Regions from separate parts of the Homo sapiens genome. Here region 1 is linked to region 2. The links are chromatin loops, found by intact Hi-C in ENCODE. Cell type or tissue: PC-3. All regions are shown on one strand. Links, peaks and the distances in the headings refer to the core of each region. The heading gives the core; the rest is flanking DNA.

The links. Hi-C counts contacts between places; a loop is a spot of excess contacts. Peaks named below come from ENCODE experiments on the same cell type or tissue, not always from the same donor. Only the 100,000 strongest peaks of a DNase experiment are listed, where the experiment ranks them.
Region 1: it touches region 2 in a loop (3.0-fold over the local background); 2 of 110 quality-filtered maps call a loop at or near these places.

What each region holds. Positions count from the first base shown.
Region 1 is chrX:78,368,518-78,385,388 of GRCh38, reverse strand. No RefSeq gene overlaps it. Among named protein-coding and RNA genes, the nearest start is that of CYSLTR1, 49 kb to the right of the region's middle. In PC-3, for the core only: a CTCF peak has its summit at 9,357; a DNase peak (open chromatin) is centred at 9,228; H3K27ac peaks cover 4,159 bases.
Region 2 is chrX:78,506,969-78,523,839 of GRCh38, reverse strand. It overlaps the pseudogene HMGN1P34. Among named protein-coding and RNA genes, the nearest start is that of RTL3, 140 kb to the left of the region's middle. RefSeq lists an enhancer at 8,485-9,464. In PC-3, for the core only: a CTCF peak has its summit at 8,929 (motif pointing right); DNase peaks (open chromatin) are centred at 6,449 and 8,739; H3K27ac peaks cover 2,527 bases.

The sequences.
Region 1 (16,871 bases), core at 5,710-13,709, 140 kb after region 2:
CTAAATTCCTTCTCCGTGTTATTTTGAATTACTTTGAGTTTCCTCAACATAGCCATTTTGAACATATCTCTGTTTCTCCAGGATTGGTTCCTAGTGATTTATTTAGCTTAATTGGTGAGATCATGTTTTTCTAAATGGCATTGATGCTAGTAGATTTTCTTCAGTGTCTGGGTGTTAAAGAGAAGTCATTATTGTAGTCTTCACTGTGCGGGCTTGTTTGTACCATCCTTCTTGGGTCAGCTTTTTAGATATTTGAAAGGACTTGGGTGTTATGATCTAAGCTATATTTGCTTTAGGGGGCAACAGTACTGCAAGAACGGTAATGCTGTGGTTCTTGCAGAGTCATAGAGATACCACCTTGATGGTCTTGGATCAGATCTGGGAGAATTTTCTGGATTACCAGACAGAGACCCTTGTTCTCTTCTGTTAGTTTCTTCCAAGCATACAGAGTCAGTCTCTCTCTCTCTATCTCTTTCTCTCTGTTCTGAGCCACCTAAAGCTGGGGGTGGAGTGACAGAGGCACCCTTGTGGCCATCACCACTGTGACTGCACTGGGTCAGACCTGAAGCCAGCATAGTGCTGGGTCTCACCCAAGGCAGGCTGTAACAATTCCCTGGTTGCTGCCTTTGTCTGCTCAAGGCCCTGGGGCTCCATAATCCACAGCTGGCAAAGCCAGCTAGGCTTGTGTTTTTTCTTCAGGGCATCAAGTTCCCCCAGTTCCTGGGTGTGTCCAGTAATGCCATCCAGGAGTCAGGGATTAGAGTCAAAAGCCCTAGACATTTCCTTCACATTGTAATATATTGCAGCTGAGCTGACACTCAAACCACAAGATTCATTCTTTCCCACTCTTTTCTCCCCTTTCCAAAGGCAGAGGAGCCTCACCCCATATCCACTGCCACCACAAGCCATAGGACTACTTTTAGCCTACCAGCCAACGTTCCTTTAAGGCCCAAGGTCTCTTAAGTCAGCTTATGGTGAATGCTGCCTGGCGTAAAACTCATCCTTCAGGGCAGTGGGTATCCCGCTGGGTCAGGGAAGGCCCAGGAATTCCATCCAAGAGTCAAGTCCTGGAATTGAGGACCCCAAGAGCCCACTTGGTGCTCTGATCCCCTGTGGCCATGCTGATCCCTAAGGTGTCAGACAAAGTCCCATTTACTTTTCTCTCTGCTCTTCTCAAGCAGATGGAATTTTGCCCCATAGCCACCACAGCTAGTAATGTGCTGAGTCTCACCTTAAGCCAGCAAGTCTCAGAGGCTCACCCAAGGCCCTCAATGTAGTACCTGGGTATTGCTGCTGGTTATTCAGGGTACAAGGTCTCTTCAGTTAGCAGGTGATGAATGCTTCCAGGACTGGCTCCTTTAGTTCAAGGCAGTGGGTTTTCTTCTGTCCCAAGGGGTGTCTAGAAATATCTGGGAGCTAGGTCCTGCAACAGGAGCCTTGAAATTCTGACTAGTGCCCTATCCTGCTGTGGCTGAGCTGATACCCAAGATGCAAAACGGCGTTCTCTGCACTACTCCCTCTCCTCTCCTCAAGTGAAAGTAAGAGGTCTATTTTGGAGCTACAGCTGTGAAGCCTGAGGTTAGGAGAGGAGTGATGCCAGCACTCCCTTGGCTTCCCCAGCTGGTGTCTCAGTATTTCACATGCCCCACCCCCACTCCACTATCTCTGGGCCTACTTCAGCACTAGGACTTGCCTAAGAGTTGCAGTCCTTATGGCCTAGACTGCCTTTCAAGAGTGCTCAGAGACACAGGATGCTATAGCCCTCGGTGGAGAAGTTTGCAGGCACTCAACTTCAGACCTCTGGGATCATATTGGTGATTCCCATCCAACTAGGGCTTGTTTAGGTGCTCCCTCCATGGGCAGGCTTCAGCTGAGTTTGGTCTGGTTTTCCTTTCTGCTCTAACAGGAAAGCACTGAGTTCAATGCCTCACAATTGCTGTCTTCTCCCTACCCCAGCGCCTACAGATGCTCTCTGCATAATGCTGCAGCTGCGGGTTGGGTTAAGAGTGACATTGGTAATTCAGGACTGTTTTTTTCTATCTCTTCAGTGCCTCTTTTAGTGATATTAAGTTAAAACCAGGTACTATAAGTGCTCGCCTGATTTTTGTTTTTTTCTGAAGGTTTGTGTGTGTGTGTGTGTGTGTGTGTGTAGATAGTTGTTAATTTGGTGTCCTTGCAGGCGGGTCAATGGGTGGCAAGACAAAGTCTATTCTGCCATCTTACTCCACCTTGTCTCCCCAGATGACTTTATTTTTTAATACTTACATCTGCTTTTTGTGATTTTATGACTTTTTTCTTCATTTCTCAAACCTCATTCATTGCTTATCTTGAGCATTCCTCATAACAACTTTTAATTTGGCATTATCAATTAGTTATAGGACTAAACCAGATACCCATACTTGACAAGAATTATGGCCCCTACTATGTTAAACAGAAGTGGTGAAAGTGGCCATCCTTGTCTCTTCCACTTCTCAGGGGGAATGCTTTCAACTTTTCCCATTCAGAATAATGTTAGCCGTGGGTTTTTCTCATAAATGGCTTTTATTACCTTGAGGTATGTCTCTTCTATGCCAAATTTGCTGAGGGTTTTAATGAAGAAATATTAATTTTGTCAAGGGCTTTTTCTGCATCTAGTAAGATGATCATAAAATTTTTGTTTTTAATTCTGTTTATGTAACATATCACACTTACTGACTTGTGTATGTTAAACCATCCCTACACCCCTGGTATGAAACCCACTTGATCATGGTGGATTATCTTTTTGATATGCTGTTGGATTTACTTAGCTAGTATTTTGCTGAGGATTTTTGCATCTATGTTTATCAGGGATATTGGTCTGTAGTTTTGTTGTTGTTGTTGTTATGTCCTTTCCTGATTTTAGTATTAGGGTGATACTGGCTTCATAAAATGATTTAGGGAGGATTCTCTCTTTCTCTATCTTTTGGAATACTTTTGGCAGGATTGACACCAATTCTCCTTTAAATGTCTGATAGAATTCAACTGTGAATCCATATGGTTCTGAAGTTTTTTTAGTTGGCATTTTTTAAATTAATATTTAAATCTCACTACTTGTTATTTGTCTGTTCAGAGTTTCTGTTTCTTTATTATTTAATCTAGGAGAGTTGTATATTTCCAGGAATTTATCTATATCCTCTAGATTTTCCAGTTTGTGTGCATATAGGTGTTCCTAGTAGCCTTAAATAATTTTTGTATTTCTGTGGTGTCAGTGGTAATATCTCCCATTTTGTATCTAATGGAGCTTATTTTGATCTTCTCTATTTTTTCTTGGTTAATCTTGCTAATGGTCTATCAATTTTGTTTATCTTTTCAAAGAACCAGCTTTTAGTCAGAGCAATCAGACAACAGAATGAAATAAAGGGCATCCAAATTGGTAAAGAAGAAGACAAACTGTCTCTGTTCACCAATGATATGAGTATATACCTAGAAAAACCTAAAGACTCATTTAAAATGCTCTTAGATCTGATAAATAAATTTAGTAAAGTTTCAGGATACAAAATTCAATGTACACAAATCAGTAGCACTGCTATACACCAACAATGACCAAGCTGAGAATCAAATCAAAAACTCAATCACTTTTACAACAGCCACAAAAAATAATAATAATAAAATATTTAGGAATATACCTAACCAAGGAGGTGAAAGATTTCTACAAGGAAAACTGCAAAACACCACTGAAAGAAACCATTTATGACACAAACAAATAGAAACGTATCCCATGCACATGAATAGGTAGAATCAATATTGTGAAAATGACCATACTGCCAAACGCAATCTACAGATTTAATGCAATTCCCACCAAAGTACCTACCATGATCATTCTTCACAGAACTAGAAAAAAAATCCAAAAATTCATATGGAACCAAAAAAGAGCCTGCACAGCCAAAGCAAGACTAAGTGAAAAGAACAAATCTGGAGGTATCACATTACCTGACTTCAAACTATACTACAAGGCTATAGTTACCAAAACAGCATGGTACTGCTATAAAAGTAGTCACATAGACCAAAGGAACAGAATATAAAACCCAGAAATAAAGCCAAATGCTTACAGCCAATTGATTTTTGTCAAAGCAAACAATAACATAAAGTAGGAAAAGGATACCCTGTTTAACAAATGGTGCTGGGATAATTGGCAAGCCACATGTAGAAGAATGAAAATGGATCCTCATCTCTCACCTTATACAAAAATCAACCCAAGATGAATTAACACTTAAATCTAAGACATGAAAACATAAAAATTCTAGAAGATAACATTTGAAAAGTACTTCTAGACATGGCCTTAGGCAAAGAGTTCATGAGCAAGAATCCAAAAGCAAATGCAACAAAAACTAATATAAATAGATGGGACCTAATTAAACTAAAAAGCTTCTACACAGCAAAAGAAATAATTAGAAGAGTAAACAGAAAACCCACAGAATGGGAGAAAATATTTGCAAACTGTACATCAGACAAAGGGCTAATATCCAGACTCTACAAGGAACTCAAATCAGCAGAAAAAAATAAATAATAATCCCATCACAATGAGGGCAAAAACATGAATAGACAATTCTTAAAAGATGTACAAATGGCCAACAAACATATGAAAAAAATGCTCAACATCACTAAGTATCAGGAAAATGCAAATTAAAACCACAATGAGTTACCATCTTGTTTTGGCAAAAATGGCCATAATCAAAAAATCAAAAAACAATAGATGTTAACGTGGATGTGGTGAAAAGGGAACACTTCTACACTGCTGGTGGAAATGTAAACTAGTACAACCACTATGGAAAACAGTATGGAGATTGCTTAAAGAACTAAAAGTAGAACTACCATTTGATCCAGCAATCCCACTACTGTGTATTTACCCAGAGAAAAAGAAGTCATTATACAAAAAAGACACTTACATACACATGTTTAGAGCAGCACAATTCACAATTGCAAAAATATGGAACCATCCTAAATGCCTATCAACCAACAATTATATAAAAAACATGTGGTCTATGTACACCATGGAATACTACTCAGCCATAAAAAGGAATGAAATAATGGCATTCACAGCAACCTGGATGGAGTTGGAAACCATTATTCTGTGTGAAGTAACTCAGGAATGGAAAACCAAATATTGTTTGTTCTCACTTATAAGCAGGAGCTAAGCTATGAGGATGCAAAGGCATAAGAATGACATAATGGACTTTGAGGACTTCAGGGGAAGAAGGGGGCTGAAGGATAAAAGATTACACATTGGGTACAGTGAACACTGCTCACGTAACAAGTGCACCAAAATCTCAGAAATTACCACTAAAGAAGTTATTCATATAACCAAAACCAACCTATTCCCCAAAAACTATTGAATAAAGTAAAATAAAATAGATGAAATAAAATAATTATGGCTCCTGCAAATTTCTCAGATCTTATCTACTTCTACTCTCTCCACAAGGCCCCGTGTTCTTGTCAAATTTTCAAATAGACTCATATATACATACACATACAAATATATATTTCATATATGTATAATCCATATACATATCTCCATGTATTGTTACCCACTTGGCCTGGAATGCTTCCTATCCTCTGCCTGACTAATGTTTCCTTTTTCAAGACTCTGATACAGCATCACCTCCTTCAAGAACTAGGCCCTGATCATTCTGAGCTAAGTGCCTCATCTCTGCAGCCACAGCACTATATTTTAACATTCTCTACACTACTATAATTGTCTACTCAAATGACTGTTTCCCACTCTGAACTGTGAGCTCCTAGACAACAAGGACCTGGTGCAGTGTTCTACATGTAATAACCAGAGGAACCTAAGAGTGTTTCTATATTCGAGGTGCATATGTTTCAGTACATTGCATTTGTCTATCCATCTTTTCTTGATGTTATGTCCTAAGGCTATTGTAATTTCAGGACTATGCCAGAAGCTAAACATAGAATAATGACAATGGAAGTGGTATGAAAAGAGAGGTGAATCAGAAAACTATTAAGATATTATCTGCTGGAAACTTTTTACTTCTTTCCTAAGTCTTGTGTGTATACTGGAGGGGTAACATTGCTAAACAGTTGAGTTAGGGAAGTTAGAATCTGTCTGATATTACACTTAAGCTTGTGGGAAAGAGCTTGTATCATATTCCCAATTGAAAATGAAAGAGATTAAAAATATAGTTAATAGAGTAGTGAGAATTGAAAGCAATGATTTGGTAACTACATAAAGGGATAGCTGAGATTATGAAAGCTGATAGATCCTTGAGGGAGAAGAGAAAACTGGATATTGAACTTTAGGAGAATACCAACAGTTAGTCAGCAATGAAGGTAAAAAGCAATCAGAGACAGAAAAAAAATGAGAGAATAACGTGGCACAGAAAGCCAAGAAATTTTGCAAGACTTCCGGTATTTAAATATTATATAATCTTGATTAAGGTAAAAGGGCCAGTGGCAGCATTCCAGCTTCCTCTCAGCACCATTTCCAAGAAATGTCAGCTTACCAGAAACACTTAATAAATTGTTTCTTGTTTTGAATGGTTAAAAGACAATAGCAAAGCCTTAACAGATTCAATTGCTTATTTATAAGATGTCTGAAAGACCACAGTGTGGGGTGAGGGAAGCTCCATTTGTCAGGTAGCAGAAGCACTTCTAAACTTGGTGGAGTTCTTAGAACACAGTTAAACACCAGGCATCTGAAGGAGTTTTCAACAAATATGAAAAAAGCTCTGCTGCAGTTTCTCAATAGCCTGCCTACCCTTTCACCCAGTAGTACATCCAAAGAGCATTCATTTGGCATAGAATCTAAAAGCACCACAGAGATTAAAACAGTTATTAAATAATTTTACCTAGTCTCCACATGTCTTAATCCTCAGAAACAGAAAAATGCTGAAAAACATTTCCCAAATAAAATTTTGGCATGTACCTCTGGTGTAAAATACAATCTAGATTTCTCTGCCAATCTAGGCTACATGGAGATTTCTGCATTTTGAGTAGATAATGCATTGCCAAGAGAAGTTGGGTATTTGGTACACAAGTCTACAGTAAGCAACCTGTTTAACCATATAGACTGCTCTCCAATATTTTTCACCCTGATGATTTTTCAAGGATGCCCTTATGTATATTATTATTCACCCATCAAGGCATCTGGGCCAATAGCTTAAAAACATGGTCAAAGATGGGCCAGGCGTGGTGGCTCATGCCTGTAATCCCAGCACTTTGGGAGCCCAGATCACGAGGTCGGGAGATCGAGACCATCCTGGCTAACACAGTGAAACCCTGTCTCTACTAAAAATACAAAAAATTAGCAAGACGTGGTGGCGGGCGCCTGTAGTCCCAGCTACTCAGGAGGCTGAGGCAGGAGAATGGTGTGAACCCAGGAGGCGGAGCTTGCAGTGAGCCAAGATTGCACCACTGCACTCCAGCCTGGACGACAGAGCGAGACTCCGGCTCAAAAAAAAAAAAAAAAATCCGTCCAGGCGCGGTGACTCAGGCCTGTAATCCCAGCACTTTGGGAGGCCGAGGCAGGCGGATCACAAGGTCAGGAGATGGAGACCATCCTGGCTAACATGGTGAAACTCTGTCTCTACTAAAAATACAACAACAACAAAAAATTAGCCGGGCGTGGTGGTGGGCGCCTGTAGTCCCAGCTACTCGGGGAGGCTGAGGCAGGAGAATGGCGTGAACCCGGGAGGCAGAGCTTGCAGTGAGCGGAGATAGCGCCACTGCACTCCAGCCTGGGCGACAGAGCGAGACTCTGTCTCAAAAAAAAAAAAAAAAAATGGCGAAAGATACACTTATTCTCTTTACCTTCTTTTGGGCATATTTTGACATATTATACTTCTTCTAGGCATGTTATTTACATGCTCCTACTACCTTAGGACCTAGGTAATTTCAATTGCTGTAGTATGGTGTTAAAGATACAAGAATTTTCTCAAACTGGATGGTTGCTTCTATAACCATTGACACTCTAACTTCAGTCAACTATCCTCCAAGTATGAGTCATAAATCACAAAAAGGTCATAGTATAAGTCATCCCCACAACTGAAGAACAACCTTAAAAATGTAGCCTACTGATGAAGAGTCAGAAATACCGTCTTTGTATACTGGGGGTAGAATATTAATCTAGAATTCCCATATATATCATGGTTTCCCTTCTCGAATGCCAACCTGGTTGTGATTTTGGTCCAGGAAGACATAACAGGAGTGCCATTTTAGTTTTCTCTACTGATTGTCCGTACACTTGGCTCCCCTGTACTCTTTGATTTATTTAAATAGTTGCTCAGCATGGCTTAATAGGCTCCCTAATTCTATTGTCGTCATCCAGATATGTGGGAATTTTGTCTATGGCCACAGGCTAAGGAGTATGGCAATTGTCTTTGGTTCTCATAGTAACACAAGACAACAACAATCTTGGACCAAAATTTGTTCCCATAATTGATCCATATTTATTTATAGGAAAACAGATACATACAACATATCAGTATACTGATGTTGATTTCAGCATTATGTATAATATTGGAAAGAGTCTAACTGTTCAACAGTATAGGACTGTTTAAATAAATGGTGCTATATCTATAGAATAAAATAATAGATCACTATAACATTATATTGTTATGAAGCATTATTTGCAATATCTAAAGATTGAAAATAATGGTCTGCAACTATAAGACTATTTAAATAAGTTATGATACATTTATACAATGGAATAAACAAAACATAAAAATAGATGAGAAAGCCCTCTAGGTATTACTATAAAAAAGATCTATAAGATACATTGTGGCATGAAGAAAAAAATGTGCAAGACATCATATTTAGAATGCTACATTTTGTTTTAAAAGAGGATATACAATTAAAATATAATTTTATACTTGCTTTTATTTAAATTTTTTAAACTGTGAAAATATGCACAAAAGATCTAAGTAACGTACTTATCTGTGGAAGAGCAAAGAATTGGAAGCTGAATGAATAAGGAACAGTGATAAGAAAAAGAAACACATGTCACTATTAGCCTTTTTATGTCATTTGACTTCTAACTATGTGACTCTATTTTATATTCAAAATATTAAATAAAAAATTATTATAGGAAAACAGCCTGTTGCATGGCAAGAGTAATGCCATCTTGAAATGAAACTAACATAATGACTAATGTTTGACTCCTACATACCAAGGCATTTTCACAGCAAGATCAAGAAAAAATACTGTAGCATAAATAACCCCTCATAAAGATGCTTATCTAACTTCCTCATGGTTCACAAGTTTCACAAGAAGGTCTGAGACATAACCAGCTGCACACATTTTACCAAGAAAAAAAGAGTTTGCTATATAAATACTTTCTAGAAGGCAGATGCAGAGATAAATTTTCTTTTGGCCACCAGAGGCATTGCTTCTGTTCCTGAGTCCCTATTAAAATGTTTCTTTCTGAGAAACTGGATTTGTAAAGCCTCTTTCTTTAACCTCTCAGCTCCCTCAGACCTTGGGTGTAAGCTTGCATGTATTTGCTCACCACAAGTGAGCTAGCCAGTAGCCAAGAGACCAAGAAATGGACAAAGGGTATGAAGCATCTGTGAGAGAAATTCCAGGGTAACCAGCCATTTCTATGTGAAATGAATGTTCATAAATGTCTAGGCATTGAGGAGTTCAGTATTTATTGTAATTTTCACCATCTGGGCTTGTTTTTACCTGTCCTTCTTGGGAAGGCTTTCCAAGTATTCAAAGGGAGTTGAGTGTTGTGATTTAGGGATTGAGTGTTCTGATCTAAGTCTTTGATCATTGCAGCCATATCTGCATTAGGGGGCACCCCCAAAATAATGCCATTACTTTTTCAGACTCATAGCGGTACTGTTTTGGTGGTCTTTGGTAAGATCTGGAGGAATTCCCTGGAGATCCTCAATAGCTGCACTTATTTCAACATGCCCCTCAGGCAATTTGTATCATTTAAGGTTGACAACCCACCTAGGGGCAGGAGATTGTGCAGTTTTCCATTTTACCTCTCCCCTGGGAATAGCCTTTACTACTACACACACCTTTGATCTGAATTCTCCTACTGAAGTTTTCAAAGTCTTTCCTAACAGAATATCCATGCCTAAAATATTGTCTGGAATGGGGGAAATAAACATTATATATGGAGTAAGGGCATCTTTCTCAATACCTAGATGTTTTAAAATTCTTTTACCTGGATTGTTTGTTCCCCATAACCATCAATGGCTGCCTATTGACCAGAGTGTCTTTCTGGATTTCCATGGGTTAAAGTACATTCTCCCTAGTATCTACTAAAGCAGTAGTCTTCTCCTTATATGGAGGACACCAGTTAAAAATCACTCTAAACTCACTGGTGTATTTGGGGCATCCCTGTACTCATGCAGTAGTCCACAAGCACCTTATCCTCCTGATAAATCTTTATTAGGTCAAATCTTCCTCATAACTGCAGAACGAGCATCCACATGTATCAAGACCACCCAAGAAAACATGACCTCACCAAAGAAACTAACTAGGCACCAGTGACCAGTTGTGGAGTGAATAGAAATATGTGAACTCTCAGAGAGAGAATTCAAAATAGCTGTTTTGAGGAAGCTCAGTGAAATTTAAGATAACACAGAGAAGTAATTCAGAATCCTATGAGATATATTTTTAAGAGATTAAAATATTTTTTAAACCAAGTAGAAATACTAGAGCTGAAAAATTTAATTGACATTCTGAAGAATGTACCAGAGCCTCTCAACAAGCAGAAATGATCAAGCAGAAGAAAGAATTAGTGAGCTCTAACACAGGCTAGTTGAAAATACACAGTGAGAGGAGGCAAAAGAAAAAAACACTGGAAACAACCCAGATGTCTTTTAGCTGGTAAATGGATTAAACAAACTCTGACTATCTATACAATGAAGTAATATAGAAAAATAAAAAGAATTCACTACTGAACTATGCAGCAACATGGATGTATCTTAAAATATTTATATTGAGTAAAAAAGCTACAGTAAAAGACTACAAACTTACTTTATGATTCTATTGTCATTCTGGAAAAGGAAGAACTGTATTGACAGAAAATATCAGTGACTGCCAGAAGCTGGGACTAGGAGCAGCACAAGGGAAGCCAAGGAGAAGGAGATGATGGGATTATTCCATATGTTGATTTTGGTGATATTTACATAATTATATGATTTTAAAAACACATAGCACTCACAGAACTTTGTGATAATATATAGCCTGTAAATTATGCCTCAAATTAAAATTTTAAAATGTTAAAATGAAATTAAGATGTTAAAATGAAATTAAAATTTTAAAATATTCAAAATCCAAATATCTGACCTTGGCATTTTGGTTACACTAAATGCTAACTTTGGCAATGAGACTACTGCCTTAGTAGATACTGGGGAGAATGTACTTTAACCCATGGAAATCCAGAAAGACACTCTGGTCAATAGGCCACCATTGACGGTTATGGGGAACAAACAATCTAGGTAAAAGAGCTTTAAAACATGTAACCAAAATGCCAAGTTAGATGTTTGGAATTTGAATATTACAAAAACAAAAGAATGCCACACCTAAGTTGACAAGGTAAATCTTAAATAGAGAGGTTGGTTTTTAATTCTTTGCTTCATTATTCAAGTCAAGCCAAATCTTATACATAAGTATTTATTTTTTGTTTAGTCCTCCCTTACTTTTCCCTTCATTCAAATTGAGCTATCTCTAATTTCCATGACCACCCAGACAGAAATAAACACATACACATGCAGGTACATACACACACACACACACACACACACACACACACACACACCCTCCCTGAGCTTCAGATTCAGTACATAGCAGAGTATCTTGCTCACAGTAGATATTAAATGTTCTTGGTGGTTGATTCTAGGCCCCACTAACCTTTCTATCCTTTGCTTACAGAACAGTATGATGCATCCTGACTATTCCTGGTCCTATTTTTGTTTGTAAACACACTGCCTCTCTCTACTTTCTCTCCAAACCAGGAGATATTCTTACCCCCACTCCTTTGCTCGAAATATTTATTACCCATTATGAAGATGTCTAAATTCCAAATCAGCATATATCCAAGGAAACTGCATAAGAATATTGCCTAGGAAAATACGAAAGAAAAAAGAAAGTATTTCCCCTACTACAGCAAATGAGGTAAAGGTTTAGTTGTCAATGTTTGTTTGTTTTTATTTCATTTGTTTTGTTATACCTCTATGGCTTCCTGTGAACTAGACAGCAGTTGTGGGCATACCTGATGGAGCTGAAAAACACAGCATGGGAAGTTCATGAAGCATACAGAAGTATTAATAGCCAAATCAATCAAGTGGAAGAAAGGATCTCAGAGATTGAAGATCAACTTAATGAAATAAAGCATGAAGACAAGATTAGAGAAAAAAGAGTGAAAAGGAATGAACAAAGCCTCCAAGAAATATGGGACTACGTGAAAACACAAAACCTATGTTTGATTGGTGTACCTGAAAGTGACAAGGAGAATGGAACCCAGTTAGAAAACACACATCAGGATATTATCCAGGAGAACTTCCCCAACCTAGCAAGACAGGCAAACATTCAAATTCAGGAAATACAGAGACAATGACAAAGATACTCCTCAAGAAGAGCAACCCCAAGACACATAATCGTCAGATTTGCCAAGGTTGAAATGTAGGAAAAAATGTTAAGGGCAGCCAGAGAGAAAGGTCGGGTTACCCCCAGAAGGAAGCACATCAGACTAACAGCAGATCTCTCTGCAGAAACCCTACAAGCCAGAAGAGAGTGGGGACCAATATTTAACATTCTTAAAGAAAAGAATTTTGAACCCAGAATTTTATATCCAGCCAAACTAAGATTTATGTGAAGGAGAAATAAAATCCTCTACAGACAAGCAAATGCTGAGGGATTTTGTCACCACCAGGCCTGCCTTACAAGAGGTCCTGAAGGAAGCACTAAATATGGAAAAAAAAAAAAAAAACCGGTACCAGCCACTGCAAAAACAATCCAAAATATAAAGACTATCGACACTATGAAGAAACTGCATCTACTAATGGACAAAATAAACAGCTAGCATTATAATGACAGAATCAAATTCACACATAACAATATTAACCTAAAATGTAAATGAGCTAAATGTCCCAATTAAAAGACACAGACTGGCAAATTGGATTAAGAGTCAAGACCCACCAGTGTGCTGTATTCAAGAGACATTATCTCACATGCAAAGACACACATAGGCTCAAAATAAAGGGATGGAGAAAGATTTACCAACCAAATGGAAAGCAAAAAAAGCAGGGGTTGCAACCCTAGTCTCTGATAAACAGAATTTAAACAAAGTTCAAAAAAGACAAAGAAGGGCATTACATAAGGGTAAAGGGATCAATGCAACAAGAAGAGCTAACTATCCTAAACATATATGCACCTAATACAGGAGCACCCAGATTCATAACAAGTTCTTAGAGACCTACAAAAAGATTTAGACTCCCACACAATAATAGTGGGAGACATTAACACCCCACTGTTAATATTAGAAAGATCAATGAGACAGAAAATTAATAAGTCTATTCGGGGCTCAAACTCAGCTCTGGATGAAGTGGACCTAATAGACATCTATAGAACTCTCCACCCCAAATCAACAGAATACACATTCCTCTCAGCCCCACATCACACTTATTCTAAAATCAACCACATAACTGGAGGTAAAACACTCCTCAGCAAATGAAAAAGAAAGGAAATCATAACAAACAGTCTCTCAGACCACAGTGCAGTCAAATTAGAACTCAGGATTAAGAAACTCACTCAAAACTGCACAACTACACGGAAACTGAAACACCTGCTCCTTAATGACTATTGGGCAAATAACAAAATTAAGACAGACATAAATAAGTTCTTTGAAACCAATGAAAACAAAGGCACCATGTACCAGAATCTCTGGGACACAACTAAAGCAGTGTTTAGAGGGAAATTTATAGCACTAAATGCCCACAGGAGAAAGTGGGAAAGATCTAAAATCGACACCCTAACATCACAATTAAAAGAACTAGAGAAGCAAGAGCAAACAAATTCAAAAGCTAGCAGAAGACAAGAAATAACTAAGATCAGAGCCGAACTGAAGGAGATAGAGACATGAAAAACCCTTCAAAAAATCAATGAATCTAGGAGCTGGTTTTTTGAAAAGATTAACAAAATAGATAGACCACTAGCCAGACTAATAAAGAAGAAAAGAGAGAAGAATTAAATAGACACAATAACAAATGATAAAGGGGATACCACCACTGATCCCACAGAAATACAACCTACGATTAGAGAATACTATAAACACCTCTACACAAATAAACTAAAAAATCTAGAAGAAATGGATAAATTCCTGGACACACAGACCCTCCCAAGACTGAACCAGAAAGAAGTCGAATCCCTGAATAGACCAAAAACAAATTCTGAAATTGAGGCAGTAATTAATAGCCTATGAACCAAGAAAAGCCCAGGACCAGATGGATTCACAGCCAAATTGTAACAGAGGTACAAAGACGAGCTGGCACCATTCCTTCTGAAACTATTCCAAACAATAGAAAAAGAGGGACTCCACCCTAACTCATTCTATGAGGCCAGCATCATCCTGATACCAAAATCTGGCAGAGACACAACAAAAAAAGAAAATTTCTGGCCAATATCCCTGATGAACATCAATGTGAAAATCCTCAATAAAATACTGGCAAACCGAATCTAGCAGCATATTAAAAAGCTTATCCTCCATGACCAACTCATCACTGGGATGCAAGGCTGGTACAACATATGCACATCTATAAACATAATCCATCACATAAACAGAACCAATGACAAACCCCTTCATGTTAAAAACACTCAATAAATGAGATATTGATGAAACACATTTCAAAATAATAAAAGCTATTCATGACAAACCCACAGCCAATATCATACTGATTGGGCAAAAGCTGGAAGCATTTCATTGGAAAACTGGCACAAGGCAAGGATGCCCTCTCTTACCACTCCTATTCAACATAGTATTGGAAGTTCTGGCCAGGGAAATCAGGCAGAAGAATGAAATAAAATGTGTTCAAATAGGAAGAGAGGAAGTCAAATTATCTGTTTGCAGATGACATGATTGTATATTTAGAAAACCACATCATCTCAGCCCCAAAACTCCTTGAGCTGATAAGGAACTTCAGCAAAGTCTCAGGATACAAAATCTGTGTGCAAAATCACAAGCACTTCTATACACCAATAATAGACCATCAGAGAGCCAAATCATGAGCAAACTCCCATTCACAACTGCTACAAAGAGAATAAAATACCTAGGAATACAACTTACAAGGGATGTGAAGAACCTCTTCAAGGAGAACTATAAACCACTGCTCAAGGAAATAAGAGAGGACACAAACAAATGGAAAAACATTCCATGCTCATGGATAGGAAAAATCAATATCGTGCAAATGGACATACTGCCCAAAGTAATTTATAGATTCAATGCTATTCTCATCAAGCTACCATTGACTTTATTCACAGAATTAGAAAAAAACTACTTTAAATTTTATATGAAACCATAAAAAGCCCATATAGCCAAGACAATCCTAAGCAAAAAGAACAAAGCTGGAGGCATCACGCTATGTGACCTCAAACTATACTACAAGGCTACAGTAACCAAAACAGCATGGTACTTTTTACCAAAACAGATATATAGACCAATGGAACAGAAGAGAGGCCTCAGAAATAACACCACACATCTTTAACCATCTGATCTTTGAGAAACCTGACAAAAATAAGCAATGGGAAAAGGATTCTCTATTTAATAAATGGTGCTGGGAAAACTGGCTAGCCATATGCAGAAAACTGAAACAGTACCCCTTCCTTATTATACCTTATACAAAAATTAACTCAAGATGGATCAAAGATAGATTTAAATGTAAGATGTAAAATCATAAAAACCCTGGAAGAAAACTTAGGCAATACCATTCAGGACATGGGCATGGGCAAAGACTTCATAACTAAAACACCAAAAGCAATTGCAACAAAAGCCAGAATTGACAAATGGGATCTAATTGAACTAAGGAGCTTCTGCACAGCAAGAGGAGCTATCATCAGAGTGAACAGACAACTTACAGAATGGGAGAAAATTTTTGCAATCTATCCATCTGTCAAAGGGCTAATATCCAGAATCTACAAGGAACTTAAACAAATTTACAAGAAAAAAACAAGCAACCCCATCAAAAAGTGGGCAAAGGATATGAACAGACACTTCTCAAAAGAAGATATTTATGCGGCCAACAAACATGTATAAAAAAGCCCATCATCACTGGTCATCGGAGAACTGCAAATCAAAACCACAATGAGATACCATCTCATGGTAGTTAGAATGGTGATCATTAAAATGTCAGGAAACAACAATTGCTGGAGAGGATGTGGAGAAATAGGAATGCTTTTACATTGTTGGTGGGAGTGTAAATTAATTCAACCATCGTGGAAGACAGTGTGGCGATTCCTCAAGGATCTAGAACCAGAAATACCATTTGACCCAGCAATCCCATTACTAGATATATATCCAAAGGATTACAAATCTTTCTACTATAAAGACAAGCACACATATGTTTACTGCAGCACTATTTACCATAGCAAAGACTTGGAACCAACCTAAATGCCTATCAATGATACACTGGATAAAAAGAAATGTGACACATATACACCATGGAATACCATGCAGCCATAAAATAGAGTGAGTTCATGGGACATGGATGAAGCTGGAAACCATCATTCTCAGCAAACTAACACAGGAACAGAAAACCAAACACCGCATGTTCTCACTCATAAGTGGGAGTTGAACAATGAGAACATATGGGTACAGGGAGGGGAACATCACATACGAGGGCCTATCGAGGGGTTGGGGGCTAGGGGAGGGATAGCATTAGTAGAAA
Region 2 (16,871 bases), core at 4,321-12,320:
CAGGTCAGAAGGCTAGAATCTCAGTCAAGAATTAATGTTATAGTCTTGAGTCTGAAATCTGTAGGACTTGCCAACAGTCTGAAAATTCAAGCAGGATTTCTTTTTTTTTTTTTTTTTTTGAGACGGGGTCTCGCTCTGTTGCCCAGGCTGGAGTGCAGTGGTGCGATCTCGGCTCACTGCCAGCTCTGCCTCCTGGGTTCATGGCATTCTCCTGCCTCAGCCTCCCGAGTAGCTGGGACTACAGGCGCCCGCCAACACGCCTGGCTAACTTTTTTGTATTTTTAGTAGAGACGGGGTTTCACCATGTTGGCCAGGCTGGTCTTGATCTCCCGACCTCGTGATCCACCCGCCTCAGCCATCCCAAAGTGCTGGGATTACAGGCGTGAGCCACCACGCCCGGCACAAACAGGATTTCTATGTTACAGTCCTGAGGCAGAATTTCTTCTTCTCCTGAGAAATTTGCTTTTGCTTAATGTTAAAGGAGGTGCCTGGTGGGAGGTGATTAAATCATGGAGGTGAACTTCCCCCTTGCTGCCCGCATTATAGTGAGCTCTCATGTTTAAAAGTGTGTAGCACTTCCCTCATCACTCTTTTCCTCCTGCTTCAGCCACGTAAGAAGTGCTTGATTGCCCTTCACCTTCTGACACGATTGTAAGTTTCCTGAGGACTCCCGGACCATGCTTCCTGTACAGCCTCCTACAGAACTTTGAGTCAATTAAACCTCTTTTCTTTATAACTTTCCCAGTCTCAAGTAGTCCTTTATAGTAATGCGAGAATGGATGAATACAGTATTCAAAACATCATAAAACATTGATGGTACAACTCAATTATTACATATTCATTAATTCTATCTTTCTCTCTCTCTCCCCGTCTGTCTCATTTTCTCTCTCATTAAAACAGTTAGAAATATTGATGAGGAGATGAGAAGATAGTGAATGTTAACTTTGACTTACTTGCCACATGTGGCAACACTACCTATCTTTCAATGTCTGTTACAAATGCTACTTACATGTAAATGAGTAAAACCTCAATACCTACACTTGCCTGGGCCTGTATTTTCCTTCACTGGTTTTGATCTCTCCCTGCTTGAAACCTTTGAGGCTTGGAACTACATATCCTTTACCTTTGTATAACTATGTTTACTGTCTCCTATCTTCCACCGTAGACTCATTTTCCCAATGAAAGAGAAAACAAAGCTAGCTACCAAATAAGGAGGCAAAAAGTTTACAGTGGGCTTAAGGAAAAGTGGTAAAATTAATCTAAAAATTAAGCCCCTCTTATCTCCCTAATTATTTTTTACCCATTCATCTCTATTTACAAAATTATCTGCCTCCATACTCATCCTTATCTCTTTTTCCCTTGTGTCAAATGTGGAAATTCTCCCTTGACTAAACCCTTAGTGCCACCCCCTCTAACCTCCATCAAGTCCTTACCATCAGACATCCCCATCCATTTCTTCAACCTGTTAGCATGCTCAACTCTCTTTCAATCTATAACCTGAAAGAATAAACTTTCAGTGTTTCCATAGCCCCTACTTGCTATCTCCCTAACTCTCTCCTCTTTGAAACCATCAAACTTCTTGAAAGACTTGTCTACCTTCACTGTCACCACGTTTTCATCTTCCATTCTCTTAATTTATGCAGTCTGACTTCCACTCCCAATATTTCAAAGACACTACTTTCACTAAGGCTACCAATCACCTGTCAAATTCAATGTATCTTTTCAATCCTTCAGTTAATGGACTTCATTGCTGTGTTTGATACTCTTGATTATGCCTTCCTTGTTAATACATTATATCTCCTTAGATTCCACCATGCCACATTCTCATGCTTCCCTGACCTCTTGCTCTCTGCCTCCTGCATTGACTCCTCATCTTCACTTACTCCTAAAAACACTGGCATTTCCTAGCATTCTATCATCAGTCCATTTCCCTTTTCTATCTACATATTTGTATAAACTTTCTATCATCAGCCTAGATCTCCCTTTTCAGTTTCAGAATCAAATATCTATCTTCCTGCTAGATCTCTCTACTTATCTGTCTTAAAGATACCTTGACCCAGAGAAACACAAAAGTTTCGTCTGACTCTACCTTCTTTTGACCACCCTCTCCAAGTTCATATTTGATAGAAATCCTGACAATTTTACTTTATATGGACTTTTAAAATCTCTCTCCTTATCTCTTCTTCTGTTCTGTCTATCTTTACTTCCACTGACTTTGTTCAGGACTTCATCAACTCATACCTGGATCTTGCAAGAACTCCCTGTATGGACTCTTGAAATCCAAACTTGCCCCATAATATTTACGGTGAAGTGGTTAAATACAGGTACTCTTTAGTCAGACTGCCATGGTTCAATTCCTGACTCTATCACTTATTAGTGATGTGAGACACTTTACTTAACCTTCTCCCACCAATGAAGAGGAGACAGCAATGGTACCTAATTCATAGGGATGCTGTGAGGGTTAACTGTGTTAATATAGAAATAAAGCCCTTGGAGCTATGCCTGGCGTAGTGAGAGCTTCATAAGTGTGACTGTTGTTATAGTCAAACGTCATCAGATGACTCTACCGCTAAAAATTTCTCATCGATTTCTATAACCTAAAAGATATAAATTTTGCCACACACTTTGCCAATTCTCTGTTTCTTACACAAATTTATTTACACTATTCCCTCCCCTGGAAATTCCTTTCCTCCTAGGCTTCACCTGAATAACTACTACTTATCCTTTAAAACCCTGCTTACCTTGTAAGGTTACTGTCATTAGTAACAACATTGTAGTTATGGTTGGCTAATTTTAGGGGGCTGTGATTGTGTAGTCATTAAGACAATAGATTTTAGAAAAAAATTCAGTGGTTTCCATTGGTCATGCATGTCCTAGAATCTCTCTCATATTGATAATAATATATCAATTGGCAACAAATGGCTAATCTCATGTTTAATAATAGTGCTTATAGTAAATTTTTTATAATGAATAAATCAGATTCTATCATCACCTCTTTTCAGCTAGGATAGGTATGACTACTCTGTGCTCCTGTAATATCCCACATATATTTATCTGCTGCATTTACTCATAAATTTATAATTATTCATTTACTTGTACCCCTCTAAAACTATCAATGCCTTGTGGACAGGAAAGAGTCTTACACTGGATGACTATCATAATGCCTGGCATATAACTGATGCTCAGTAAATTGTGATGAATTAACAAATACTAAAAAGCATCTCTTTAGGTTCCTCTATCATTCATTCAACACACCTTTACCAGGTACCTTTTATGTGGCTGGCAGAAAATCTTTGCTAACCAGTAAAGATATAAATATAAATGAGACCTTGTCTGGATTACTAGGGACTCAAAGTCCCACAGAGAGCCACTGGTAAGCCACAGTGACCAAAAAGTCACTCTGTAGGACTTTGTACATGGATAATTACAGTACAGGGTGATAAGCACCATAAACCCATAGTAGCAGTGACTTCAACATCACCACTGCCCACTTGTTCTTCTGACCTTTCATTCTGGGCTCTTCCTGATGTACCTCTCTCACCTAATCTCTATCAAATACATCATTGGTAGCTCAGGTGGTGGAAGGAGTGGCAGCAGCCAGACATCCCAGCTTCTTGAAACCTCTCAGCATGCACCTCTTGGCCACTAAAATGCCCAAGAAAAAGGTCAGCTTAGCCTTACAGGCAGTGAAGGAAGAGCTGACGAGGAGATCAGCGCGGCTCTCAGTTACGTCTGCAACTGTAAAAGTGGAAACGGACCAGCCGCGGTGACTCACGCCTGTAATCCCAGAACTTTGGGAGGACGAGGTGGGTGGATCATGGGGTCTGGAGGTCAAGATCATCCTGGCCAACATGGTGAAACCCCGCCTCTACTAAAAATAAAAAAAAAATTAGCTGGGCGTGGTGGCATGTACCTGTACTCCCAGCTACTCAGGAGGCTGAGGCAGGAGAATCGCTTGAACCCAGGAGGCGGAGGTTGCAGTGAGCCAAGATGGTGCCACTGCACTCCAGCCTGGGCGACAGAGCAAGACTCCGTCTCAAAAAAAAAAAGGGGGGGGAAACGAAGCCAAAAAAAGAAGCAGGAAAGGATACATTTTCAGACAAAATAGTGCAAACAAAAGAAAAAAGGGGACAAAAGGGAAAACAGGCCAAAATGGTGAACCAAGAAACTAAAAAAAGATTTACCTGCAGAAAACCAAGGAGAGTCTAGCTGCCGATGAAGCCAGAGAGAAAGAAGCCACATCTGATTATTATCATATATCATGTCTTATCAGTGCTCCATGCCTCCATTCTTGTGTAATCCAGAGGAATATTTTTATCAACTATTTTGTAAATGCAAGCCTTTTAGTAGCTCTAGAAACAGTTTAAGAAGGGAGGAATTTCATCTCATCCTATTTTTTAAGTGTAAATGCTTTTCTTTAAGAGACAAAATCATTCACTCGTTTGTTTTTTGGTGCAATCAGAAAATAATGTGGGATATTGAATTTGGGGATGCTTTGATTGTCTTGGGTGTCAGCTTAACATTCCATTAAAGGGGGTTAGTTTTTATATCCTATAATAAAAAGCATACTATAAATGGCAATATGGAGTCACAGTCCTGTATTTAATATCTTGAACATTTTTAAATTACTTATATTCCCATGTTGTTTTCAGTAGAACTGTTTCCTAAAGAAAATCACCCCTTGATAATGGCTCTTCCTGTCATAATCATGCACTCTATATTATCTTTGGTCGTGGTAGCCCTACTTTCCTAATAACTTTGCTAATGTGCTGTGAAAGATTAAAAATTTGTGTATGTAGTATATATGCTATTAAATTTTGAATCAGTAGGATGTATGTAACAAGTTAACAACATTTGAAGATACTGGTACTTGATATCCTCTTAAGAAAAAATTGCCTCCAATTTTTAAGCTGGAAGATCACTGGAATAACTGTTTTGAAAAGAATTACAATACACAGCTTTTTAGATTTTTCATATGTATGTTAAGAATTGTGTACAAATTGAAATGTTTGTGTACCGGTCCTCAACATAACCAACAAAATCTCAATTGTGAAAGAAAAAAAACAAGTACATCATTGGTGTGCATTCTGAGGAGTTAGCACACCATCTGAAGTATTTTAGAGAAGAGTTTCTGGAAATATACAAAGCAGGAAAAGCACTGAGCAGTTACATCATTCCAGTGACCATCAGCCACTGAAACTGCAGAGAAAATATAAAGAAAGATAATTTTAATAACTTCAGTGGAGGTTTTCCATCACCAAGTTTCCATATTTTTAGTAAACACCATAAAATCCCTATTCCTATTCCATGTCCAAAGTATTACTCCTTCAAAAGCTGCCAATTTTGAATGATATATACTTTTCATTTTGTGTTCAATCACTTAAACTCATTCATTTAACATTTCATAAGGGCTTACTCTGTTGTAGACACTGAGGATAGAATAGTGTACAAGACAAACATGGCAGGCTTTCACCAAACTTACAGGAAAGCAATGGAAATAGTCAACTGATGAGTCAAAATCATAATACCATTGAATAAGTGTGTTTTACACAATATCCCCATTTCCACCTCTGTTAATGAGTGTTGATTATGTCACATTGAAAACCATTAAAATGTTTACCCATACTCTCATTAGACAATGAGCATCCCTGTGTTTTCTTGAGTAATATCTAGACACTGGAATTTCATTCATGGCATCCAAACATCTCTAGTGAAGGCATGGGCAGGCAGACAGCTAATCTAATTACCTAATTTATGGTAATCTGCTCATGGGTTCTCTTCTCTAATTAAATCTGCATTTTAGTATAGCCTTCTAGAGAGGTAATGCCCTAATACATAGCCTATAAAATTAATGCTACTAATTTCAGCAACTCTGACCAGTTTGAGAAGTCATAGAAGTATCTTGGGCCACCTCTCACATTCTGCCTTCAAGGAGTTTACAAGCGAAATAAAGATGAGGACACTGGATGCAATATAAAATAGTGAAAGACAGGAAGGTTAAAAATAAAGATAAAGGAAAAACAAATGCCCAAGAAGAAAAATATCCCTTAGTGATTATCATTTTCAAAAAGACTCGGATCACAAAAGACAACTATGAGCAGGTCATGTCTGAAATATTAATACTTTCCATTGACCCTACTGATAATCCTTTTACCCTGTATCTTCCCTTGATAATTCTTTTGATTTTTAGTTTCTGTGAGTACATAGCTCTTGTTCTTGTTTGAGGCAAGGATAGATTCCTTGTTTCCATCAAAAAAAAAAAAAACTGGAAATTTGTCCCTAGCACAAAAAGTCAACAATGATAATCTTGGTCAAGTCATGACATTTTATGTCTTTGCACAACAGAAAGGGGATTCCTTTATTAACAGTACTCAGAAGGAACTGGGTGAAACAGGAAACTGAGTAAGACAACTGCTGTTCAGAATTCTGTAGACAGTCATCTTCCCTTATCTGGGCTAGAAATACCACTTCAAAAACACCTGCATGAGTGAATGCGTGCAAATGAGTCACATGTCACCTCAGAATGACGTGGAATCCAGCAACTCCCAACCGCACCAAAGTAAAAATGAGTATCTTTAACTTTTATCAAGAACAACCTTAATATGTTTATTATCTTGCGTGTGGTAATGGATACATGGGTGTATGCATGTGTTTAAACCCATCAAATTGTACACATAAAATACATTCAAATTTTTGTGCAACAATTACACCTCAATAAAACTGTTAAAAAGAGAGATACAAATAATCTTTTTTTATAAAAAAGCAAAGTGAAACGTGATCAGCCGAATTAAAGATTGTGCATTTATGCTGTTTACAGTCGTTAAGCTGAATTGTGTGCATCCTTACACACAAAAAAGGAAATGCTTATTTACTGTCTTATGTGAAGGCCAAGTTAATATATTTTTTAAGCCAGACTATTCAAATTGAAAATGGAAACTGTAACACCAGAGATGGTAGGGTTGCTTATACAATTTAGATTTTCCAAATAGGACAATGCAGCCTCTGGCAAACATTAATTACAGCACAAAAAGATAACGATATGAAGGATAAAGATAATGATACAAAGTAAGATATGGAATCCTGCTTTCAATCAGTTTAGGGTCCAGTCAGAAAGAATACAAACATGCACATATGCGCACACACAAATCTGTCAATAAGCAATAGCAAGATTAAATGTTCAATTAGTACATTGGGGTGCAACAATTTAAGGCAAAAGTTATGTTCCCATCTGTTGTAAATTTGGTTATATTTTTTCTTCCCATCTAGTCCTATACATATGGTTATAGAAATTAGTTACAGAAGTGCTCAATGCTTCTAATTAGAAATTTTCAAAAAATATCTGTTATCCTTACATGATGGTGAAGACTCCAACCTAAGACTCTCCCTCAGTGGTGTAACTGAATGGTCTACAGGTGAATGGCACCAGGGCAAAATTCTGTTTATATCTTTTCTTCCCCATGACACTTTTAGCTAGTAAACCATGAGTAAGCCCTACAATCTACATGGGTCTGTAATGAATTTGTTCACAGCAGATTTCACAGGAAATATCTGAATTACCGCTTTTAATAACTTTTTGTGTAATCTGAAAAAGATAACACTTGTATTTTGCTGCATAACTCAGCAACTTCTTATTTCCCTTTGAAGATTTGAGGCAAGCAGTCTTCATTGGTTTGAATACCACCTAAAGTTTTGAACAAGTTAAGCCTGAATGTCTCAAATTCTTTGTAAAAGAAGACAGAATCTAAGTAAGTAATTGTATATAGATAATTAAAATCAATTAAAGTTGAACTTCAAGGTAGAGTAAAAGTTTTAAGGCTATTATACCATAAAATTTGAAAGTTCTATGTGTTTCTGTAAGCATCTGTGACAAAAGGCATGCCCTTTTTAAATTGTCCTTTTTTTACTGTGTGTGTGTGCACACGCATGTGCGAGCACATACATGTGTTCATGCCTGCATGCCCGCGTATGAGAGAGAGAAGTGGGCAGGATGGAAGGGAAGGACAGAAGGAAGAAGAGGGAGACAGAGAGGGAGAAGGAGAGGGACTGGAACAGGGAGAGAACACACAAAAACAGACACTAAACTAGAGTAGGTCTTTCCCTGAGGCTGAGGACTTTTAATCCAGAGGCAAATTTTATTCAGACTGAACATTCAAGTAAAGGCAATTTCCAAATGTTCCTAGTCTCCACAATGGAGTTTAAGTAATAATATAACTACCTTGTATCTGTGCAGCCCATTAACCTTCACATGCAGCTTTCTCAAAAAATCCAACATCCACAACAACTGCACACTGTGAGCTAGGCATTCACTTTTCAGATGGGAAAACTGACAACTAGTGATAAAGCCAGACCTAGCACCCACATTTATGGACTCCCGGTTAAAATATATTTTCACTAGGGCAGAAGAGAAGATTAAGTATGAATTTGCAATGAGTTGAGGAAAAGGGGCTAGGCCTGAGGCAACAAGCAGGTGAGAACCCTAAAATTTGAAGTTCAGCCATTATTCTTCCAGAACTGCTTCTTTGCTTAGAATATATTTAGTAGTTCATTTCTTAAAAGGCACTATGTACAACTTATTATGGCTCATCAACATTTTTCAGATCTAATTTTTGCTGAGTTGAAATGTTTGGCAGACAGTGGGGAATTTCCCTAACAGTATAATACCTAGGGTACAGCAACTCATACTTAGCCAAACTACTTAGTATCCTCAAACTACTAGGAAAAAGACTGTTGGCAGATTCTGACTCACAGTGGACTTGTTTGTTCTTGAGTATCTTACACTGGAGAATGATTGAGTGATGAACAGACCCTTGATCTATTTCAATACATGAGCTCTGGCACCTGTTCTTTTCTCCCTCTCCCAGAGCCAAGGGGCATTCTCAGCTTCATTCCCTGATTAGCAGAACAAAGCAGCTGATGGCAGAGAACAGCAGGGGGCTCTCATTTCTATGGAAAGGTAACAAACTGAAAAGAAAAGAAAAGAATGCTCTTGAATTAACCTTTGCATTAGGCCTCATAGACAGGCCTGCAAAATATTTCCAGACTGTGACTTTTCCTTTCTCAATTTCCTTGTTTATCTCGTATAGGGATTACAAAGTTCCATGTTTACAAGTTTCCACAAGGCCCTAAATTTCCCCAAAAAGAAAGGATATAGCAAAAGTCTTTAGCAGTTTAACTGCAATTAAGATTAAGTTCTCACCTCCTTCAAAAGGCCTTCCCAGAACATAATCGTCCCTCCCTCTCTCCCTTCCCAGGGTTCCTGTTGTATATTCAGTGCCTCTCATTTGGCCCTTTTCATAGATCACCATGTACCATGGAAGTAATTTGTGTAAATGCTTGAAGGTCCTAGAGGGAAGAGTTTTGCTTTTTCAGAGCTCTCAGCACAGTGCCTTAGACATGAGCTAAGCTGTCACCTTGAGGAATTAAAGAAATAGAAACACTGATGACAAGGATTTTGCTGTTGTTAAAGAGAAAATGTCATTATCTGGCACTGCAAATTTTTCCCCCCAAATTATTAAGCAATGAGTAATTCCCTGCCAGAAATCCAAAAGAAAACATCTAATGCCTTATGTTAACTCTAACTACACAACTCTCTAATTTAGGAGATTAATTCCCATTTGGTGAAATAACACATGGCTTCTGTCAGTAAATATATTATCTAACAGTCACTTAGAAACCGATGTTATTCATAGATTCCAGACATTGTATAAAAGAATGCCCTGCCCTGTTCTGTTTCTCTCTGACCACTGGTGCATGCAGCCCCTGTCACGTACTCCTTGCTTGCTCAAATCAATCACGACCCTTTCATGTAAAATCTTTAGTGTTGTGAGCCCTTAAAGAGGACAGAAATTGTGCACTCAGGGAGCTCGGATTTCAAGGCAGTAACTTGCCGATGCTCCCAGCTGAATAAAGCCCTTCCTTCTACAACTCGGTGTCTGGGAGGTTTTGTCTGTGGCTCGTCCTGCTACAATACATCCATTAAAATCAACTCTTTGAATCCAACCATTTAATTAGTCATGAATTCCTCCCCATATCTGCACTTTCTTGTAGTCCAAATTTCACCAGCTCATCCTACAAAACTAACATGAAATAGTTTATCGGATATCCCTCCAAACTCCATATAGGGTCTGCCCTATTTTTCTACTGTTACTATACACAAAGGCAGCCCCCTTTTAAAAAAATCCAGAAATTAGTGGGCACTGACTGACTGGAGTTGGGTAACAGAAGAAGATCAGAGAAGTAGAGTTTAGAAATGTGCCACATTCTCTGTCCATATTGGCATAACTCAAGTAGCAAAAGTTTTACAGAATTTTTTACATTGGAAGACTGAGTCACTCTCTAATCTCTTGTAACTTAAAAATATGCCTTCCTTATGCCTTTGCATCCACACAGCTTAGCTCCCACTTATAAGTGAGAACATACGATGTCTGGTTTTTGATTTATGAGTTACTTCACTTAGAAAAATGGTCTCCAACTCCACCCAGGTTGCTGCAAATGTCATTATTTCATTCTTTTTATGGCTGAGGCGTATTCATGCTATATATATATATACACTATATTTTCTTTATCCACTTGTTGAATGATGGGAGTTTAGACTGGCTCCACATTTTTGCAATTGTAAATTGTGGTGCTATAAACTTGCAGGAGCAAGTATCTTTTTCATATAATGACTTTTTATTCCTCTGGGTAGATACCCAGTAGTGGGATTGCTGAATCAAATGGTAGATCAACTTTTAGCTCTTTAAGGAATCTCCATACTGTCTTCCATAGTGGTTGTACTAGTTTACATCCCCACCAGCAGTGTAGAAGTGTTCCATTTTCACCACATCCACACCAACATCTATTATTTTTTGATTTTTTGATTATTGCCATACTTGCAGGAGTAAGGTGGTATTGCATTGTGGTTTTGATTTGCATTTGTCTGATCATTAGTGATGTTGAGCATTTTTTCATATGTTTGTTGGCCATTTGTGTATCTTCTTTTGAGAATTGTCTATTCATGTCCTTAGCCCACTTTTTGATGGGATTATTTGTTTTTTCCTGCTGATTTACTTGAGTTCCTTGTAGATTCTTTATATTGGTCCTTCGTTGGGTGCATAGTTTGCAAAGATTTTCTTCCATTCTGTGGGTTGTCTGTTTACTATGTTGATTATTTCTTTTGCTGTGCAGAAGCTTTTTAGTTTAATTAGGTCTCATCTATTTATCTTTGTTTTTGTTGCATTTGTTTTTGGGTTCTTGGTCCTGAAGTCTTTGGATAAGCCATTGTCTAGAAGGGTTTTGCCGATGTTATCTTCTAGAATTTTTATGGCTTCACGTCTTAGATTTAAGTCTTTGGTTCATCTTGAGTTGATTTTTATATAGGGTGAGGGATGAGGATACAGTTTCATCCTTCTACATGTGGCTTGCCAATTATCCCAGCACCATTTGTTGAATATGGTGTCCTTTCCCCACCTAATGTTTTTGTTTGCTTTGTCAAAGATCAGTTGGCTGTATTTGGCTTTGCTTACGGTTTCTCTATTCCGTTTCATTGGTCTATGTGCCTATTTTCATACCAGTGTTATGATGTTTTGGTGACTACGTTCTTATAGTATAGTTTGAAGTTGAGTAAAATGATACTTCCAGATTATTCTTTTTGCTTAGTCTTGCTTTGGCTGTGTGGACTCTTTTTTAGTTCTGTATGAATTTTAGAATTGTTTTCTCTATTTCTGTGAAGAATGATGATGATACTTTGGTGGGAATTGCATTGAATTTTTAGATAGCTTTTGGCATTATGGTAATATTCACAATATTGATTCTACCACTCCATGAGCATGGAATGTGTTTCCATTTGTTTGTGTCGTCTATGATTTCTTTCAGCAGTGCTTTGTAGTTTTCCTTGCAGAGGTCTTTTGCATCCTTGGTCAGGTATATTTCTAAGTATTATATTTTATTTTTATTTCATTTCATTTCATTTCATTTCATTTGCAGATATTGTAAAAGGGGTTGAGTACTTATTTCATTCTCAGCTTGGTCGCTGTTGGTGTATAGCAGAGCTATTGATTTGTGTACATTGATTTTGTATCCTGAAACTTTGCTGAATTCATTTATGAGTTCTAGGAGCTTTTTGGATGAGTCTTCAGGATTTTTTGGATATATAATCATATAACCAGTGAACAACAACAGCTTGACTTCCTCTTTACTGATGTGGATGCCCTTTATTTCTTCCTCTTGTCCAATTGCTCTGGCTAGGACTTCCAGTACTATGTTGGACAGAAGTACTGAAAGAGGGCAGTCTTATCTTCTTCCAGTTCTCAGGGAATGCTTTCAACTTTTCTCCATATAATATAATGTTGACTGTGGGTTTGCCATAGATGGCTTTTATTATCTTAGGTATGTCCTTTCTATGCCAATTTTGCTGAGGCTTTTAATCATAAAGGGATGCTGGGTTTTGTCAAATACTTCTTCTGCATCTATTGAGATGATCATGTGATTTTTGTTTCTAATTCTGTTTATGTGGTGTACAACATTTATTGACTTGTGTATGTTAAACCATCACTCTATCCCTGGTATGAAACCCACTTGATCATGTTGGATTATCTTTTTGATATGCTGTTGGACTCAGTTACCCAGTATTTTGTTGAGGATTTTTGCATCTATGTTCATCAGGGATATTGGTCTGTCGTTTTCTTTATTTGTTATGTCCTTTCCTGGTATTGGTATTAGGGTGATACTGGCTTCATAGAATGATTTAGGGAAATTCCCTCTCTCTATCTTGTGAAATAGTGTCAATAGGATTGGTACCAATTCTTCTTTGAATGTCTGATAGAATTTTACTGTGAATCCATCTTGCCCTGGAAATTTTGTGGGGAATTTTTAAATTGCCATTTCAATCTCACTGATTTCTCTGTTCAGAGTTTCTATTTCTTCCTGGTTTAATCTAGGAGGGTTGTATATTTCCAGAAATTTATCCATCTCCTCTAGGTTTTCTAGTTTGTGTGCATAAAGGTATGTTCTTAGTAGCCTTGAATGATCTTTTGTATTTCTGTGGTATCAGTTGTAATATCTCCCATTTTGTTTCTAGTTGAGCTTATTGACATCTTCTGTCTTCTTTTCTTCATTAATTTCATTAATGGTCTATCAATTTTGTTTATCTTTTCAAAGAACCAGTTTTTAGTTTCATTTATTCTTTGTATTTTTTGGTTCAATTTCATTTAGTTCTGCTCTCATGTTGATTATTACTTTTCTTTTGCCGGGTTAGGGTTTGGCTTGTTCTTGTTTCTCTAGTTCCTTGAGGTGTGACCTTAGATTGTCTATTTGTGCTCTTTCAGACTTTTTGATGCAGGCATTTAACGCTGTGAACTTCCTTCTTAGCACTGCCTTTGCTGTATCCCAGAGGATATGATAGGTTGTGTCACTATTATAGTCCAGTTCAAAGAACTTTTTAATTTCCATCTTGATTTCACTGTTGATCCAATGATCATTCAGAAGTAGGTTATTTAATTTCCATGTATTTGCACGTTTTTAAGGGTTTGTTTTGAAGTTGATTTTTAATTTTGTTCCACTATAGTCTGAGGGAGTACTTGATATAATTTAGATTTTCTTAAATGTATTGAGACTTGTTTTGTGACCTATCATATGGTCTATCTTGGAGAATGTTCCATGTGCTGAGGAATAGAATGTATATTCTGCAGCTATTGGGTAGAATGTTTTGTAAATACTTGCTAAGTTCATATGTTCTTGGGTATAGCTTAAGTCCATCGTTTCTTTGTTGACTTTCTCTTGATGACCTGTCTAGTGCTGTCAGTGGAGTATTGAAGTCCCCCACTATTATCGTGTTGCCGTCTATCTCATTTCTTAGGTCTAGTAATAATTGTTTTTATATTTGGGACCTCCAGTATTAAATGCATATATAGTTAGGATGGTGATATTTTCCTGTTCCACTAGTCCTTTTATCATCATATAATATCCCTCTTTGTCTCTTTTAACTGCTGTTGCTTTAAAGTTTGTTTTTTTCTGATATAAGAATAGCTACTCCTGCTTGCTTATGGTGACCATTTGCTTGGAATATCTTTTTCCACCCTTTTATCTTAAGTTTATGTGAGTCCTTATGTGTTAGGTGAGTCTCTTGAAGACTGCAGATACTTGATTGTTAAATTCTTATCCATTCTGCCATTCTGTATCTTTTAAGTGGAACATTTAGGCCATTTACATTCAAGTTACTATTGAGATGTGAGGTGCTATTCTATCCATTGTGCTAGTTGTTGCCTGAATTCCTTGGTTTATTATTCATTGTGTTGTTGTTTTATAGGTCCTGTGAGATTTATGCTTTAAAGAGGTTCTATTTTGGTGTATTTCGAAGATTTGTTTCAAGATTTAGAGCTGCTTTTAGCAGTTCTTGTAGTGCCGGTTTGGTAGTGGCAAATTCTCTGGGCATTTGTCTGAAAAAGTCATTATCTTTCCTTCATTCTTGGCTGATAATTGTTTTGTTTAAGGAGGCTGAAGATAGAACCCCAATCCCTTCTAGCTTGTAGAGTTTCTGCTGACAAATCTATTGTTAATCTGATAGGTTTTCATTTGTAGGTTACCTGAAGCTTTTGCCTCACAGATCTCAAAATTCTTCCCTTTATTTTGACTTTAGATAACCTAATGACTGTATGCCTAGGTGATGATCATTTTGCCATGAATTTTCCGCATGTTCTTTGAGCTTCTTGTATTTGAATGTCTAGATCTCTAGCAAAGCCAAGGAAGTTTTCCTGGATTATTCCCTCAAATAGATTTTTGGAACTTTTAGATTTCTCTTCTTTCTCAGGAACACTAATTATTCTTATTTTATGTCATTTAACAAATCCCAAACTTCTTGGAGGCTTTGTTCATTTTTGTGATTTGTTTTTCTTTGGCTTTGCCGAACTGGGTTAATTTGAAAGCTTTGTCTTTGAGCTCTGAAGTTCTCTCTTCTACTTGTTTGATTATATTGTTGAAACTTTCCAGTGTATTTGGTATTTCTTTAAGTGTGTCTTTCATTTTCAGAAGTTGTGATTGTTTTGATTTACAATAAAAATAAATTTATCTATATATTTGTTGTCAATATCCTGTATCTTTTTTAAGTTTATTTAAGTTGGTTTCCACCTTTCTCTGATACCTCCTTGAGTAGCTTAATAATTGACCTTCTGAATTATTTCTGGCATTCACAGATTTTGTCTTGGTTTGGATCCATTGCTGGTGAGCTAGTGTGATCTTTTGGGAGTGTTAAAGAACATAGCTTTTTCATATTACCAGAATATTTTCTTGTCCCTTTTCATTTGGGTAGACTATGTCAGAGGAAAGATCTGGAACTCAAGGGCTGCGGTTCAGATTCTTTTCTCCCGTGGGGTGATCCCTTGATGTGAAGCTCTTCCCCTTCTTCTAGGTATGGGGCTTCCTGAGAGCCAGACTGCAGTGATTGTTATTGCTCTTCTGAGTCTAGCCACCCAGCAGAACTATCAGGCTAGGGGCTGGTACTGGGGAGTCTCTGCAAAGAGTCCTCTGATGTGATCTGTCTTCAGGTCTCTCAGCCATGAATACCAGCACCTGCTCCGGTGGGAGGTAGCAGGGGAACGAAGTAAACTCTTTGAGGGTCCTTGGTTGTAGTTTTGTTTAGTGTGCTGGTTTTCTCAAATGCTGGTTGTGCTAGCAGTGAAGATGTCACGTGGACAGACTCAAGATCTCGGGGTTAGCCAGGATGTTACAGGAAGTGGAATTAGCTGTTGTTGTTGTTTTTCCTTTCTTGGAGCAAGGTTGTTATTTTATGAGTTGCTGTAATGGCTTGAGTTGGCTGGCCTCAAGTCAGGAGGTGGCACTTTCAAGAGAGCATCAGCTGCTGTAGTATAGGGGGAATACAAGCTTGCCCTAAGTTCTCCTGGATAAGTATTTGAGTTTCTCAGGTGATGGGCAGGGCTATAGATCTCCCAAGAGATTATGTTTTTTGTCTTCAGCTACTAGAATGGGTAGAGAAAGACCATCAGGTGGGAATGGGGTTAGGCCTGTCTGAGCTCAGACTCTCCTTGGGCACGGCTTGTGGTGGTCACTGCGGGCTATAAGGGTATAGTTCTCAAGTCAATGAAGTTAGGTTCCCAAGGGGGTTATGGCTGCTTCTGCTGCCTCATACAGGTCACCAAGGAGGTGGGGGAAAGCTAGCAGTGACCAGCCTCACCCAGTTGACATGCAGCCAGCAAGTCCAGTCTCACTCACACTGTGCCCCACTAAGAGCACGAAGTTTATATCCAGGCAGCCAGTGAGCAGTGCTGAGATCTTGCCCCAGGCTTCAAGTCTCCCTGCTGAGAAAGCAAGCATGCCTTTCAGGTCTGGCTCCTCCACACCTGCCATGGCTTCTGTGCATACATCTGCACTTCCTGTTCACCATCACCACCACCCCTCTCCCATTCTGCCCAGAAAATTTCATGCTTGGTCAAAATCATTACAAAGTTCAGCTGGAAGTTTCCTTCTCCCTGTGGTCCTTTCTAAATTTCACTGGCAGTCCTCCCCAAAGCCCTTGTTAGATAAGGCAAAAATGGCTTCCCAGGGTTTCCCAGGGGACAGGGAGTGCCTACAGGGTTCTTCCCACTGCTTTGTCTACTTTTATATTTTGCTTGGATCTGGATTTTCAGGTTCCCAGTGAGGATTTGTATTCAGAGGCAGAATTTCCCCTCTCACACTTTGGGCACTCACAGTTTTTCAGCTTTCTCATGGAGTTTGCTGCAGCAAGCCACTTCTTTCCAAGAGTCTGTGAATTATTTTGGCTTTCCTGGTATGTTCTTGCAACAGTTCTTGAAGCAAAAGTTTACAGTGTGAGTCTCCACATGCATTAAGAAACAAACATCCATGTGGGAGCTGCAAGTCTGTCCTGCCTCCTATCTGCC